2 separate regions of the Homo sapiens genome follow, and region 2 is linked to region 1. A link is a contact called in ENCODE Hi-C or POLR2A ChIA-PET data. All regions are on one chromosome and are shown on one strand. The core of a region is the stretch at or near the end of the contact, and the rest is flanking DNA. Distances in the headings are between cores, read along the strand shown. Region 1 overlaps SH3RF3 (SH3 domain containing ring finger 3). Region 2 has its middle 23 kb from the start of SOWAHC.

The links. Hi-C counts contacts between places; a loop is a spot of excess contacts on that map. ChIA-PET counts read pairs that join two places held with the same protein, here RNA polymerase II (POLR2A). Pooled maps may share reads with other maps.
Region 2: a loop to region 1 is called in a pooled map, with 2.1 times the contacts of the local background. The contact joins two enhancer-like sites. A Hi-C loop is called at or near these places in 1 of 168 maps with a recorded cell type or tissue (endothelial cell of hepatic sinusoid) and 1 of 50 pooled maps. POLR2A ChIA-PET finds 5 or more read pairs at or near these places in 1 of 52 experiments (naive thymus-derived CD4-positive, alpha-beta T cell).

The regions. Positions count from the first base shown.
Region 1 is chr2:109,251,598-109,259,254 of GRCh38, reverse strand. The region is part of intron 1 of SH3RF3 (SH3 domain containing ring finger 3); the gene reads right to left. It also overlaps a transcript of RANBP2 not described here and the pseudogene SNRPGP9. Among named protein-coding and RNA genes, the nearest start is that of MIR4266, 58 kb to the left of the region's middle. RefSeq lists enhancers at 4,467-4,756, 6,052-6,181, 6,292-6,371. Within about 2 kb of position 3,479, at least 5 of the 41 ENCODE cell types and tissues checked have a DNase peak (open chromatin) inside an H3K27ac peak, as active enhancers do.
Region 2 is chr2:109,633,321-109,640,977 of GRCh38, reverse strand. It overlaps a transcript of RANBP2 not described here. Among named protein-coding and RNA genes, the nearest start is that of SOWAHC, 23 kb to the right of the region's middle. RefSeq lists enhancers at 1,966-2,105, 2,400-2,509 and a silencer at 2,910-3,099. Within about 2 kb of position 2,942, at least 4 of the 41 ENCODE cell types and tissues checked have a DNase peak (open chromatin) inside an H3K27ac peak, as active enhancers do.

The DNA.
Region 1 (7,657 bases), core at 2,230-4,729:
GGGTGCTCCTCAGGGCCAGGACACCCTTTAATCCGACCCATGAAGGCCAGAGAAGCCTACACTTTATGGATTCCTCAACCCGGCTTTTGTAAGTAACTTCAGCCACAAGCCGCGTGGCATGTTGCAGCTATTACATGTGATCTGGCAGTAGGTATGTGTCAGAAACTCTCTGATGAAGCCAAATGGAAACTAGGGCCCTGGCAGCACAAGGCTCTCCCTCCTTCCCGAGGCAGCCTACACAGTGAGCTGACCCCACATAGTTCACCCAGCTAGAGAGGGCATGCGGATGCCCCGTGGGCAGAATCTGGGGAAGCAGCAGGACAGAGAGGGTCTCTCTGCAGCTCGAGCTGAAAGGCAAAACCCCTGACCACAGAGTGTTCTCGTCAAATCCAGCACAGCCAAGGACATCAGCACAGGTCACTGCCCCTGGATGGGTCCTGCTCTGACCTGGCAAGACCCTACCCCTATTAGGAAGGACAACAGCAGTGCAGGCCACTGTCTTCAAAGCAGCACGTATTATATGTCTGAATAACAAACCAGAACTTTCTGGCAGTCATCACTCAGACACGGCTGCCACACAGTCAGGCTCCTAGAGGTACCGGTGACCTGCTGGTCAGTGCAGGGATGTTAGGAGCACAGCCAGCTGTGGCCCGGCCTGGGGAATTGCGGGATGACTGACTGGATTCCTAGTGAGGACAAGGATTGGTGGCACCACCCATACATTGTTCGGAGGCTCACCGCCCTGGCCAGCCTACATGATTGGATTGGCCCTGGTAGGTGTGGGCTGTGCTGAGGGCCCGAGGAAGCCTCCAATACCCAGGAGGTGACAAAGCCTAGAGGCTCTGAGCTGTAGAGACCCCTGCAGAAAACCCGGCTGCACTAGGGTTTGTGGTCCTCTCAACTCTGCAGTTTCTCGCTCTTTAGAATGGGGACAAGACCTCCTGACTGGCTGTCACAGCGGCCACTGCATCAGGATCCCCTCAGTAAACATTCCCTTCAGCCCCTACAAACAGCGCCAGGCTGTCCCCCACTCCTGGAAACCTGGCCACTAGGCATTATTAAGGTAAGTTTACTCTTTCGTAAGCCTCGTTGATGGGGTAAAAGTCTTACCAGCTACCAGTTGCTTGGTGTTTCCAATGTCTGGGCCGGTTAAGCTCCAGATCAGAAAGTCTGCCTGGTAGCCCAGGGATGGCAGGGCTGTGAGGGTCAGCAAATAAGAAAGTGTACATGTGTGCACAGGTATGTGGGTATGTGTGTGCACATGTGGTGACAATCAAGCAGGGAAAGAAATGCTAGAATGGTGAACACAAAAGGCAAGCTGGTCTAATTCATTCTGAGCCCAGGACAGCCCTGGCCCTGGTGTCAGAGAAGCAGTGTGCTCTGTCTGTGTTTACTGTGACTCACTGGGAAAGTGGGGTTTCCAAAAAAGCCTCCACTTAAACAGGCTGGCTGTCTCCTGTCCGTAAAACATACATTTTCAGCCCTTGTTTCTGCACTTGGGGCCCCTTGGTTTTTTTGGACACTGAGACAGGGAGCTCTAACTGTCTACTTCAGGAAACAGGTAATGAACGTGTCAGTGGCTTCCCTGAAGCGCAAACCAAGGCACTCAGAAGGAAAGTCTTCTTCATGGGATGGGTGGCAGGCAGAGTCTATCCTGCTCCAGTGGTCAAGGGAAGAAAGTAACTCCTCACTCACCACGAACTTGGGCCACAGTTTCCTAGCTGACAACCTCCCAGCCAGACTCTTGGTGTGCCCTTCACAGACTTCAGGGCAGCTGCTATTTACAAGAAAGCCATGGGGCTTCTTCCTCCCTCCCTCCGTCCCTTCCTCCCTTCCTTCCCTCCTTCCCTTCCTCTCCCTCCTTCCCTTCCTCTCCCTCCCTCCCTCTCCTTCTTTCATTCCCTCCTCAATTCCTTTCTTTCCTTCATTCCTCCTTCCCTCTTCCTTAAGCCCACATCACTTAAAAGCAGAAACAGCTGACTTTGTACCTCCTGGCCACAGAACGAACAACATGACTTGATGCTGCCTCTCCAAGAAGGACTTACCGTCATGTCCACATGAGCAAGAGAAGCTCCTGCCCCAGTGGGCACTTTTCCAGGATGCTGAGTGAATGTCGGCTGCAGAGTGGACATGAGGGATTCAGTGGCTTTCGGGCTGCCTAGACACAGCCACTGAAATACACGGTGCCCCTACATGACATTCAAATGCCATACAGTGCAAGTCCAGGGCAGCAATGTGACCCGTGCCTGGTCACAGGCTGTCTGAGAGCAGAGGCGGAATAACTCCCTCCAGCATGAAGAGCTGCTAGTCCTCCACACATCTCCATCCACCACCGTTCATGAAAAACACATAAAAATGCCATTCAATTAGGTAGAGGCTGATGGTTAGTCTCCGGGACAATGGAAGACAAGGGACACCCCCACCTGTCACCCGGCACTGCCACCTAAGAGACCCTGAAATAAAAATCCCACTTCACTGTTTTCTCCAGTGATTCATTCATCAATAGCTCGATGTATTCCCTTTCCCTGATTAAAAGTTAACTCCACACAAGGAAGATGAGAAAAGAAAGATTGAGAAAACAAAACTTAGACCACGAAGACTAGGGAAAAAGTAATAAAAATTGTGGCACAATCCCATTGGCAAATCCCCTCGAAGCTCTCAGGCCAGTGCACCTAGCAAAAGGGCTTCTGTGCCCTTTACACACTAGCCCCTCAAAGCTCCAGGAGTGGACTGAACCTGGGCCTTGGTAAGTGTTTGTGACTGATCTCAAATCTCCCCTGTTTCCATGAGAGAGCACTCGTCTCCCTGTTTCAGTCAATGGTAAGTCTGAAACATCTCCTTCCTTGCAGGGGAGGACATCGCATTGCCGCTCATATCCCTAATGACACACTGTCAACTGACAAGCCCAGAGCACCTTCCAAGCTCGCCCCAGGACTACGTCACAGCGTCAACTTCCCCCACTCCCAGTAATACGCTCAACCAGGCCCAAGTGAAACAATGCGCGACCTGTCCATGGCAGGCTCTCCAACTGTGGGGTCTTCCTTGTCTACCTTTCACCTCCACTCAGGGGACAGGACTCAGTGAGGGCCTCCGCCAGGTGCTGGGTCACAGCGGCCAGAAGCACGGGCCTGGCCTCTCCCTCCAGACTTTGCAGGCTCATGGGAATGCCAAGTATTAATATGAAGCACATACAGGCTTACATTTGTGAGGAGGAAAAAGAGGACAGTAAGAGAGTATGTACATTTACATACAAGCACACACAGGGAATCTTCCTCAGGGGACAGGTGCATCCTATTCACTAAGCAAGAAAACACTTCCTCTTCCCCTTCCTTTCAAAGGCCTTGATCTGCAGGACAGAAGCAGGGAGAATGAAAAGGGCAAAAAGGAAAACTAATTTAACTGTCTTCTCTTTCTGAAAACTCGGCCTATTAAAAGCACAAACAGTCGGCAGGGCGGTTTCATTTCCTTGTCTTCATTAAATCAGGAAGCTGAGATTCAGCAGAGATTCTGGCCCTAGAAGTAGCTTATCGGAAATGACCATGAATTATCACCCCAGTGTCCTCCACATGTTTTCTGGTAAGTAGTTTCTTTACTTAACTGAGAAGGTTGTTCCCAACAGTTCTCAAAAGGTGTTCAAATTCCCAAGCCTACCTCATAAAACATTTTCATAATTATAGAGGTGATAGCAACCTTGGTGAGAACAACTATCAAGATGATTTTGATGGGGTTATTTGCTAATTTTGCCTCTTCTGTGAATAAAGATACCCAGTCGGCTGACTAATACGAACCCCAGTCCAACCCTGAATGTGTCCACAACCCCACAGACCTTCATACTGATCATTGAGAACAACCCAGACATTCCCTGGTGGTGGTAAAGTTAACCGAATAAAGCACTTCTCCAATGCTCTGTATTCTTAGAGTAGCTTTACTCAAGTTTCACCGGTGGGTGGTATGGGGTCTGCTGGAAGCCCAGTGTGACAGTGTGACCCATTCACTGGGAGATACTTCCAACCTAGATGCACTATTCCGAAGCCCCAACAGGTTGCCTAAATTGATTAGGAAAGTGAAATGCCACACACACAAAGCAAGAGTTGCACACGTGCACATGTACACACACAGACACACACACACAAACACTAATCTTTAACCTCCCACCACCATGACACGGGTACCACCTTGTGTCTTTTAGCCTTAGGAGGACTGCAGGCTTGTACAGTGTTGGAGCCATCCCTGTTCTTTCCAGATACAAATGATCTAATGGAGTAACCTAACCTGAACCACAGAGCCCCACATAGGTGTTCAATATCCTTCCAGAGCATTTTTCTAGCTTTTGAGACCAGAGTGGGTCACATGGAGCGTACTGTCTCGCTGAGCCCACCCGTGAGAATTCGGACATCCACAGAGAGCAGATACTGCCCTGGCGAGGCAGTGCCTCCAGCCTAGAAGTACCCATCTGTTGGCTTAACTGGAGCGCTCATGGGGCACTGTCCCGAGCCACTAAAGTCCCGGCAATGAGAGGCTCCTCTCATGGGAGCGGCTGGCACAGAAAGAGACAACCACACACCAACATTAGGGGGTACAGCTGAGACAGCAGGAAGTGAAACCCAGCAGAAGACAAAGAAACTATTTGACCAACCTTCTCACGGGGTCATGGGAATAGTCATGGTTTCTTCACATGTGCCTCAAGTTTTAATCAGCATCTACAATGTTGTATTGCCAGACCCAGGTACATCAGCTCAGTGTCAGAGGCAAAGCTGAACGAGGCTGGTAACATTTACATGCAATGTGTCAGGCCCTATTCTAAGTACTTTACAGCATTAATCCATTTAACCTCCCCAACAGTCCAATGAGGAATGTGCTGCCCCCATTTTACAGATGGGGAAACTGAGGCACAGAGAGGCCAACTTGCACAGGATTATACAGGTAGAAAATTATGGCACTGACTCCTTGGTCTGCACTCTAAGCCACTATGCTGCTGCGTGCTAAAAACTCTAGAAAAACATATTGATTGTCCTCAGGTCAGACATCCAAAGGTCTGGAGTGGAGTGAAGAAGTCTATAAAATGCTAACAGAAGAAAAATGTGATTTTCTTCATGTTTTCCTCTAAGAGTCCTTGCTAGAGGGGTTGGTGAGGCAGTCATGCTGGCTGCCACTAGCCCAGGGAAATTCTCATGTGGGTCAGAAAAAGCACCCCTTCAAGACAAATCTAGGATAAATGTGATGTGAATGGTGCCTGGCCCCTGAGTTGTATGATGTATAACCTACACATCTCAGGGGCCAGGCCCCATTCCCAATACATTTGACAGCCTTAAGAGCTGTGGAAGGGGAATTAAAGACTTCCATGCTTTTAGAAAGAAGAAAATGCAGTTCAAGAAAAAATACTCATACATTACTTTCTGGTTTCTGCTCCCTGAACAATTATTTTCTTAAATTACAAATTATAAATCTTTGTGTGTCAACCTATATAGCAATCTTTGCATCTAAATCAAAGAGAAATCATGGTCTCCACTTGGCCTGGTGCTTTAATAACCACCTGTTCTATTATATGTTCTATTTTCCAGACAGCCAAATTCCTTTCCAAATGACCCAGATACAACCATTTTTATCAAAATTCTAAGCACAGCCCCAAGCACAGGCTAAACCGAAAGACTGTTAAATTAGTCAGAATAAGAATTTGCTGCCTCAACATCTTAGATCCAGCATGAAAATCATGGACACAAGTGGTATTTCTGTTGCCTGGATTAGAAAACAAATAGCAAGCCTGGGAAACATGAGAGCTGGGCAGCAAAAAATGCCCTCACCAGCCCACCCGGAAAGCAGCGCCCACGTCCTGAAACCACATGGACACAGCCTATCCTGGGGCCTCTTCTTTGTAAACACTTCTGCCTCCCAAGGAAATAAACTAATCAAAGCACCTTAATCAAATTTAAAGGCTAGGCCGGGCGCAGTGGCTCATGCCTGCAATCCCAGCACTTTGGGAGGCTGAGGCAGGCGGATCACTTCAGGTCAGGAGTTCAAGACCAGCCTTGTGAAACCCCATCTCTACTAAAAATACAAAAACTAGCCAGGCATGGTGGCACGTAGCTGTAATCCCAGCTACTCAGAAGGCTGAGGCAGGAGAATCACTTGAACTCGTGAGGTGGAGGTTGCAGTGACCTGAGATCGCACCACTGCACTCCAGCCTGGGCAACAGAGCAAGACTCTAGCTCTTAAATAAAAAAAAAGAAAAAAAAAGTAAAGGCTACACATGTGGGTCTACATTTAAACTGATGGATTTTGCTTTTTGAGGTTCAAGAAGAATAGGGTGATTGACTACAGTCAGTCCCCTACTTACGATGGGCTGACTTAGGATTTTTCTACTTTATGATGGTACAATACAATACCCAAACTGTACTTCACATACCTATATAACCAGTGTTTTTCACTTTCAAGACAGTATTAGGTAAATGACACAGATATTCAACACTTTATTATACAACAGGCTTTGTGTTACATGATTCAGCCCAACTGTAGGCTGATTACATTAGCCAGCCTAATGTATATTGTTCTGAGTACATTTAAAGTAGGCTAGGCTGAGCTATGAGGTTCTGTAGGTTTGGTGTATTACATGCGTTTTCAACTTATGATACTTCCAACTATTGATGGGTTTATCAGGACATAATCCATCTTAACTCATTCTGTCATTCTAGTTTGCCTGAAATATCCCTGGTTTTAGCACTGAGAGTCCCACATCCCAAGAAACTCCTCAGTCCCAGGAACACCAGGACGGCTGATCAACCCATGATAAAGCTAAAACTGAAGGCCTGTAAAAAGACAAAGCTTATAAAACAAGCCTGAGGAAGCAGTTTCAGAAGTAAACATTAAGTTCAGAAAATTTTGAGAGTTTGCATCCAACTATTCCTCTAAAAATAAACCCGGCTTCTGTTGAACAATGTAAACTTTCTAAATTAAGCCTAAAACATCTTTTTAAATTATAATGTTGAAAGTTTTTTTTTTTTTTCTCCTCTGAGACAGGGTCTCACTGTGTCACCTGGGCTGGAGCGCAGTGGTGCAATCTTGGTTCACTGCAACCTCTGCCTCCCAGGCTTAAGCAATCCATCCTCCAACCTCAGCCTCCTGAGTAGCTGAGACTATAGGCCTGTGACACCCCACTCAGCTATTTGTATTTTTTGTAGAGATGGCATCTCTATATGTTGCCCAGGCTGATCTCTAACTCCTTAGCTCAAGTGATCCATCCTCCTACCTTGGCCTCCCAAAGTGGTGGGATTATAGTCGTGAGCCATTGTGTTCAGTAAAAGTTTTATCTTGTTTTATTTGGGGGGTACTTTTGCCGATTTAAGAACATAAGGTTGAGAACTCAAAGTCTAGAACCCTGGAACCCATCCTCTTAAAACTCATTATGTACTTTAAAGGGATTAGAAAATTGGTATTAAAAATATTAAATATTTGGTATTTTTTAGTATTATCTAATTCTTTTTTTGACTATTACAAAAGTTTATTTAACAAAAAGTCTAATATGAAAATGTACACGACCTAATTTTTACATCATAGTAAAATAGAACCTATGAAGAGAGGACATGGGTTTCTCTGCTGAACAGCCATTATTTATACTCGTTCCAAGGCTTCTAACATGATGATACTATTTCCTATTACCACC
Region 2 (7,657 bases), core at 1,693-4,192, 380 kb before region 1:
AGATCTACCCTCCATTTCTATCCTTTAGTAAGCCCAACCTAAAAGCCATAGCCTCCAAGTGTCAGGAGGTTTTAAGAGTCGATTTGGAAGGAAAGGCTGGGGTTGTGGACAGGCACTCAGTCATAGGATTCGGTCCTTCCTGCTACACCTGGGCCTGATTGAGAACAGCAGATGCTCAGTCTCCAGGCTTAGGGACTCGGTATGACTGTTCAGTAAACAGCGGTCAGACAGAAGGAAGACAGAGCCCAGGAATCTGAGCCTTCTACTTTATACTTGAGTGTGGCCGGGACTCCTAAGAGCAGTTGGAAGGCACTGTCCGGAGCTGAGAACAGTGGACCCTGCTGCTGTGCTGCAGTCCCGCGAGGCCCTCAGAGAATAAGCTTCTCCGCCACAGGCTTAAGTCTGTCCAGAAAAGGGACCCTGAAACACATGCTTACTGGTCAAAGTGATTGTGAGGAAACATTAAATATTAAAGGAGACTTGGGTTTTGAAAACAAAAGGAATGGTTTTATTTATTTATTTATTTAAGATGGAGTATCACTCTGTTGCCCAGGCTGGAGTGCAGTGGCACGATCTTGGCTCACTGCAACCTCTGCCTCCCAGGTTCAAGCGATTCTCCTGTCTCAGCCTCCTAAGTAGCTGGGATTACAGGCATGCACCAGCATGCCTGGCTACTTCTTGTATTTTTAGTAGAGACGGGATTTCGCCATGTTGGCCCGACTGGTCTCAAACTCCTGACCTCAGGTGATCCGCCCGCCTTGGCCTCCACAGTGCTGGGATTACAGGCATGAGCCACTGTGCTGGGCTGGAAGCATATCATTTCTAAGCATTCGTGGGACTCCTCCATTCTACTTAGTGCATGCTTTCAGAAAAAAAAAAATAGAAGGCAGAAGAAGGAAAGAGATATTCACAGCTTTGCGGAGAAGGAAGTTACTTGGGTTCTTTTCTGACCTTAATCTAGTATTATGGCTGGGCGCAGTGGCTCATGCCTGTAATCCCAACACTTTGGGAGGCCGAGGTGGGTGGATCACCTGAGGTCAGGAGTTTGAGACCAGCCTGACCAATATGGTGAAACCCTATCTCTACTAAAATTACAAAAATTAACCAGGCATGGTGGCATGCGCCTGTAATCGCAGCTACTCAGGATGCTGAGGCAGGAGACTTGTCTGAACCCAGGAGGTGGAGGTTGCCGTGAGCCAAGATCACCACTGCACTCCAGCCTGGGTGACAGAGTGAGACTCTGCCTCAAAAAAAAAAAATCTAGTATTGTTAGAAAACATAAATGACCTCTTAACAGCATTTTATGAAAAGCCTTGAGATTACAGCCCATTTTTTTATTTTTTTTTATTTTTTATTTTTTGAAATGGAATCTCACTCTGTTGCCAGGCTGGAGTGCAGTGGTGCAATCTCGGCTCACTGCAACCAACGCCTCCTGGGTTCAAGCGATTCTCCTGCCTCAGCCTCCCGAGTAGCTGGGATTACAGGCATGTGTCACCACACCCAGCTGATTTTTGTATTTTTAGTAGAGACGGGGTTTCACCATGTTGGCCAGGATGGTCTAGATCTCTTGATCTCTTGATCTGCCCACCTTGGCCTCCCAAAATGCTGGGATTACAGGCGTGAGCCACCGCGTCCAGCTGAGCCAATATTTCTTATATGATTTCTGGGGTCCAATAAACACTTATTAAAGCCTGCAGAAGACTTTAGAGGAATTCTCTTTTCCACAATATCTACTGAGGTAGAGAAACACCTGCTTATTTGCTTAGTGTAGATTTGGCCTAATGCTAAATCCATCACTGATTACTATCAATTTCTCAATTCAGAACGAAAAATATGAGTGAATATCTGCAAATGAGTAGGTGCTGGAGATGAAACTACCTTGACATATGAAAGGAATATACAATGACAAAAATCATTCTAAGCATTAGTCAACTAGCCCCTTCTGTCAGAGAATATTGTGTAGAAAGTCCAGGCGACGTCTCTTAGCAGCAACATCTGCTGGGTGCAGGCTTTGTTTTGGAGCAAGGCCAGACCTCTACTGGAGGTAGGAGAAAAGTCTCCAGTCTCTATGTATGCCAAGAAGCATCATCTCAGGGGGTTGGCAAAAGAACCAGAGAGTGTTACAAGAGAATCACTTCAGCAATGCAATTTCCTAGGCATTTAGAACTGTGGGGTTGTTTCTTTTTTTCAGTCTTTGCAGCTGAGATCAAGCCCCCATGAATGAGCCGTTAAAAGAATCTAAAAGAGAATTGAAAAACAGGCTCCCTATTACTGAGACTCCATTCAAAAACAATTTTTGTTTTTGTACTACTGTGCAAACCTACTCTTTGGAAATATATTACCTGGGAAATCTGGAATTTATTTTATTGACACATGCTTGAAAGCTAAATCTAACTGATTTTTAAGCTAGTCAATGGGAAGAGGTCATGCAGGAGACCAGCAATTAGATCACTGCTATCTTTTTGTAGATGGCTCAGCTCCACTTTGGAGCTCACCTTCAGGAAAAACAAAGCAACCCCACACCAGTCCAAACACATAACATGCACACCTGGTGGGGAATTTGGAACCTGAGCTTGCTCTGATGGAACATGAAAATGAAAGTTTCGGGGAGTAGTTATGCCTCATTTGAAACTATTTTCAGAGAGCAAACGTAGTGTTTACCCCTTTCTTTAAATGAGCCTCATTTTGCTTCTAGTGAGTGCTAGGAATCCTTGAAAAGCCTAACTCTTAACTCTTTTGCCTGTTTAAATATAAGTTGTAATAAGAGCACAAAGACCTCCCATGTTATCTTTCATCGTGCTTCCAACTGTTAACCTTTTGCCACATTTACTTTATCCTCCTCTATCTCTTTCTTGTATTTTGAAAGTACAGTCATGTACAGTCATGATGCTCTTTAGCCCAGATAGTTAGCATGCATTTCCTCGCAGGAAGGACATCCTCTTACACAATCACAGAACAGTGATCAGAATAAGGAAACTAGCATCGTCGCAACACTATTTTTTGTTTGTTGGTTGGTTTTTGAGATGGAGTCTTGTTCTGTCACCCAGACTGGAGTGCAGTGGTGTGATCTCAGCTCACTGCAACCTCCGCCTCCCGGGTTCAAGCGATTCTCCTGCCTCAGCCTCTTGTAGGGAAAAGAAAGAGAGATCAGACTGATACTGTGTCTATCTAGAAAGGGAAGACATAAGAAACTCCATTTTGAAAAAGACCTGTACTTTGAACAATTGCTTTGCTGAGATGTTGTTAATTTGTAGCTTTGCCCCAGCCACTTTGCCCCAACCTGGAGCTCACAAAAACATGTGTTGTATGAAATCAAGGTTTAAGGGATCTAGGGCTGTGCAGGATGTGCCTTGTTAACAAAATGTTTACAAGCAGTATACTTGGTAAAAGTCATCGCCATTCTCTAGTCTCAATAAACCAGGGGCGCAATGCACTGCAGAAAGCCGCAGGGAACTCTGCCCTTGAAAGTGGGGTATTGTCCAAGGTTTCTCCCCATGTGATAGTCTGAAATATGGCCTTGTGGGATGAGAAAGACCTGACCATCCCCCAGCCCAACACCCGTAAAGGGTCTGTGCTGAGGTGGATTAGTAAAAGAGGAAAGCCTCTTGCAGTTGAGATAGAGGAAGGCCACTGTCTCCTGCCTGCCCCTGGGAACTGAATGTCTCGGTATAAAACCCGATTGTACATTTGTTCAATTCTGAGATGAGAGAAAAACCGCCCTATGGTGGGAGGCGAGACATGTTTACAGAAATGCTGCCTTGTTATTCTTTACTCCACTGAGATGTTTGGGTGGAGAGAAACATAAATCTGGCTTACATGCACGTCCAGTCATAGTACCTTCCCTTGAACTTAATTATGACATAGATTCTATTGCTCACATGTTTGTTGCTGACCTCCTTATTATCACCCTGCCCTCCTACTACATTCCTTTTTACTGAAATAATGAAGATAATAATCAATAAAAACAGAGGGAACTCAGAGACCGGTGCCGGTGCAGGTCCTTGGTATGCTGAGCGCTGGTCCCCTGGGCCCACTGTTGTTTCTCTATACTTTGTCTCTGTGTCTTATCTCTCTTTCTCAGTCTCTCGTCCCACCCGACTAGAAATACCCACAGGTGTGGAGGGGCAGGCCACCCCTTCAGCCTCTTGAATAGCTGGGATTATAGGTGCCCACCAACACGCCTGGCTAATTTTTATATTTTTGGTAGTGACGGGGTTTCATCATGTTGGCCAGGCTGGTCTTGAACTTCTGACCTCTGGAGATCCGCCCACCTCAGCCTCCCAAAGTGCTGGGATTATAGGTGTGAGCCACTGCACCCAGCCAACACTGTTTTAATCTTCAGATCTTATTCAGATTTTGCCATTATCTTAATAATGGCCTTCATAGCAGAAGTCTGAGTCACATGTTGCATTCTGTTGTCATATTTCTTGGGTCTCCTTTAATCTGGAAGAGCTCCACAGTCTCTCTGTCCTCTACAATATTGGCATTTTGAAGAGTACATGCCAGGATTAGGAAAGTCCCTCCATCTGGGTTTGTCAAGAGTTCCTCATTGTCTCCTTTGGGTTATGCAATTTTGGCAAAGATTTCATAGAAGTAATGTGTTCTTCTTTTCATAGAAGTAATGTGTATCCTATCAGAAGGCATATTATTTTTAATAGAAAAAAAAAATCTTGGTATGCTCTTCTCAGTGAAAAAAACCATGAGAGTTCTAAACCATCATCAGATTATTAATGTCCTAGTCTATTTGGGCTGCTAGAACAAATTGTCACAGACTTGGTGGCTTATAGACAACGGACATTTATTTCTCACAGTTTTGGAGGCTGGAAGTCCAAGATCAAGGTGCCAGCAGGTTCAGTGTCTGGTAAGGGCTCACTTCCTGGTTCACAGATGGTGCCTTCTCTCTGTATCCTCACATGGAGGAAGAGGAGAGGGAGCTCTCGGGGCCTCTTCTGTAGGGGCACTAATTCTAGTCATGAGGGCTCCACTGTGACCTGATCACCTCCCAAAGCCCCCACCTCCTAACACCGTCACATTGGGGTGAAGATTTCAACATAAGAATTCTTGGAGTATACCAACATTCATGCCATAGCACTTAATAACCGTAATACAATTCTGTGTTTACTTACCACTTTCCAGTAGTGGGAAAAGTTAGACAGCATATCTTATTCATGTTTGCAACTTAGGACCCGGGAAAGTGCATGGCATCTAATTGGAATCCAGTAATATTTTTCAAGTGAATTCTTTTTGAGGCACAGAGTACTCTCACTTCATCTGCACAATCCAGTTTTCTGACTTCTGCTCTGTGTCCCCCACCGACCATCTGAGACGAGGTAGGGTCAGACAACCCAGTTATGGCTCAGCTCCCTTTTTGGATGTAGCATCTGGCTCTCCTCATGAACTAGGAAAACGCTCTCACAGCGAGGATCTGCCACTCACTCCAGTGCTTGATGGGTGTTGGATTATTGAACAAATGCCTGCTTAAAATACAATATGCTAGCTGGGCGCAGTGGCTCACATCTGTAATCCCAGCACTTTGGGAGGCCGAGGTGGGCAGATTATCTGAGGTCAGGAGTTCGAGGCCAGCCTGGCCAACATTGTGAAACCCTGTCTCTACTAAAATTACAATAATTAGTCGGGCATTGTGGCATGCACCTGTAATCCCAGCTACTCAGGAGGCTGAGGCAGGAGAATTACTTGAACCTGGGAGGCAGAGGTTGCAGTGAGCCAAGATGGTACCACTGCACTCCAGCCTGGGCAACAGAGCGAGACTCCATCTCAAAATAAATAAATAAATATAAATAAAACAAAATAATACATGCCAAGAGGCTCTTTCACTTCTGCTGAACACTGGAGTTTCTTTTTTTTTTTTAACACTGGAGTTTTATACAGTAGATTAAACACCTAGGTCAGTGACAAAACATTATTTTTACAATTTACAGAAAATGTTAGAGCATCATTAGTTTCAAGTTTCTCCATGAATGTGTCTTATCACTTAGGCTTTTGCCACAGCCTATTTGTGAATGATTGCTGGTAGATGACAAAATAAGTAAACATGCCAGCAAAGGAATATTTAATCATAAAGGGACAATCATAATTGTTTACTCGTCCTTTTATTTCTTCATGAACATGCATTCGTGGTTGTGACTTTGTATTATGTGCAAATAATTAGTTTTAGTAAATATTGGTTATAATCTTTATGCTAATCTAAGCCTCCTTCCCATGTTAGTTCTCTCTTACTTTTTAACATCATGAGTTGTTGTTATTATTGTATTATGCAGTCAATATTCTTTTGATTTTTCCACATAGATGTACCAATATACACGTCACCATTTGAGTCTCAGGATTTCCATCTGGGATTACTTTATCAGCCCCAGTATAGTTCTTTAATGAGTAACTGTGTTGGAGGCAAACTATCTCCATTTTTATTTGTTTGAAAGATATCTTTATTTTGCCCTCCATCTAGAAAGTCCTGGAAGCTCCACCTTCTGTGACAGCTGAGAGCTACTTCTGTGCATGCTCTGAAGCTCTCATTCCCTGGCCTCCTGGCCCTCAGTGATGTGATTCAGATACAAATTCAGCCTAATCACCCTTTTTTGGAGATAATCTTTTTCTTTATGGCTTTTTTTAATGTCTTCTCTTTGTAAATGGCATTCTAACATTTTATTATGATGTGTGTAGGTGTGGGTTTCTATTGGTTTCTGTTTATTTATTCTGCTTGCAATTTGTTGGACTTCCTGATCGGTGACTGGTATTTTTCATCAACTGGGAAAGATTCCTGGCTATTATATCTTTGAATACATTCAGTCAAAGCTATTGTATCTTTTTCTTTTCTTTTTTTTTTTTTTTTTTTTTTTTTTTGAGACAGAGTCTCACTCTGTCGCCCAGGTTGGAGTGCAGTGGCGCGACCTCGGCTCACTGCAACCTCCGCTTCCTGAGTTCAAGTGATTCTGCTGTCTCAGCCTCCTGAGTAGCTGGGACTACAGGTGCCCGCCACCACACCCAGCTAATTTTTGTATGTTTAATAGAGATGGGGTTTCCCCATATAGGCCAGGCTAGTCTCGAACTCCTAACCTTGTGATCCACCCACCTTGACCTCCTAAAGTGCTGGAATTACAGACGTGAGCCATTGCGCCAGGCTGACTTTTTGCACATCAACCCATCTGTGACAGTCCTGGAATCTAGCAGTCTCTTACAATGACCTATGCTCATTTCAACGCTAAATCATTCATTTCCCCCAGCTTCATCCTCTACCTGGGAGCTGAGTCATCTGGGTTTCCGTTTTATCTTGGCTTTATTTTGGGAGAGGAGAGAAGAGAGAGGTTGGGGTTGTCCCTTCCCTCTTGGCGGTGGCTCTGCAGGGCTGTGTCCTTCTGCAATGGCAGGTCCTGCTGGATGGCCCCTTCTTGAGGTCCTCTGCCACCCAAGCACTGATGATACCTCAGGCTTGAGGGTGGTAGCTGCTTCCCTGGGCGCCTCAGCATCATTTCCTGCCTGTTCCCCTGGGCGCCTCAGCATCATTTCCTGCCTGTTACCTTCATTCTGTCTGTTTTTTTGTTTTGTTTTGTTTTGTTTTGTTTTGTTTTTTGAGATGGAGTCTCATTCTGTCACCCAGGCTGGAGGGCAGTAGCACGATCTCAGCTCACTGCAACCTCCACCT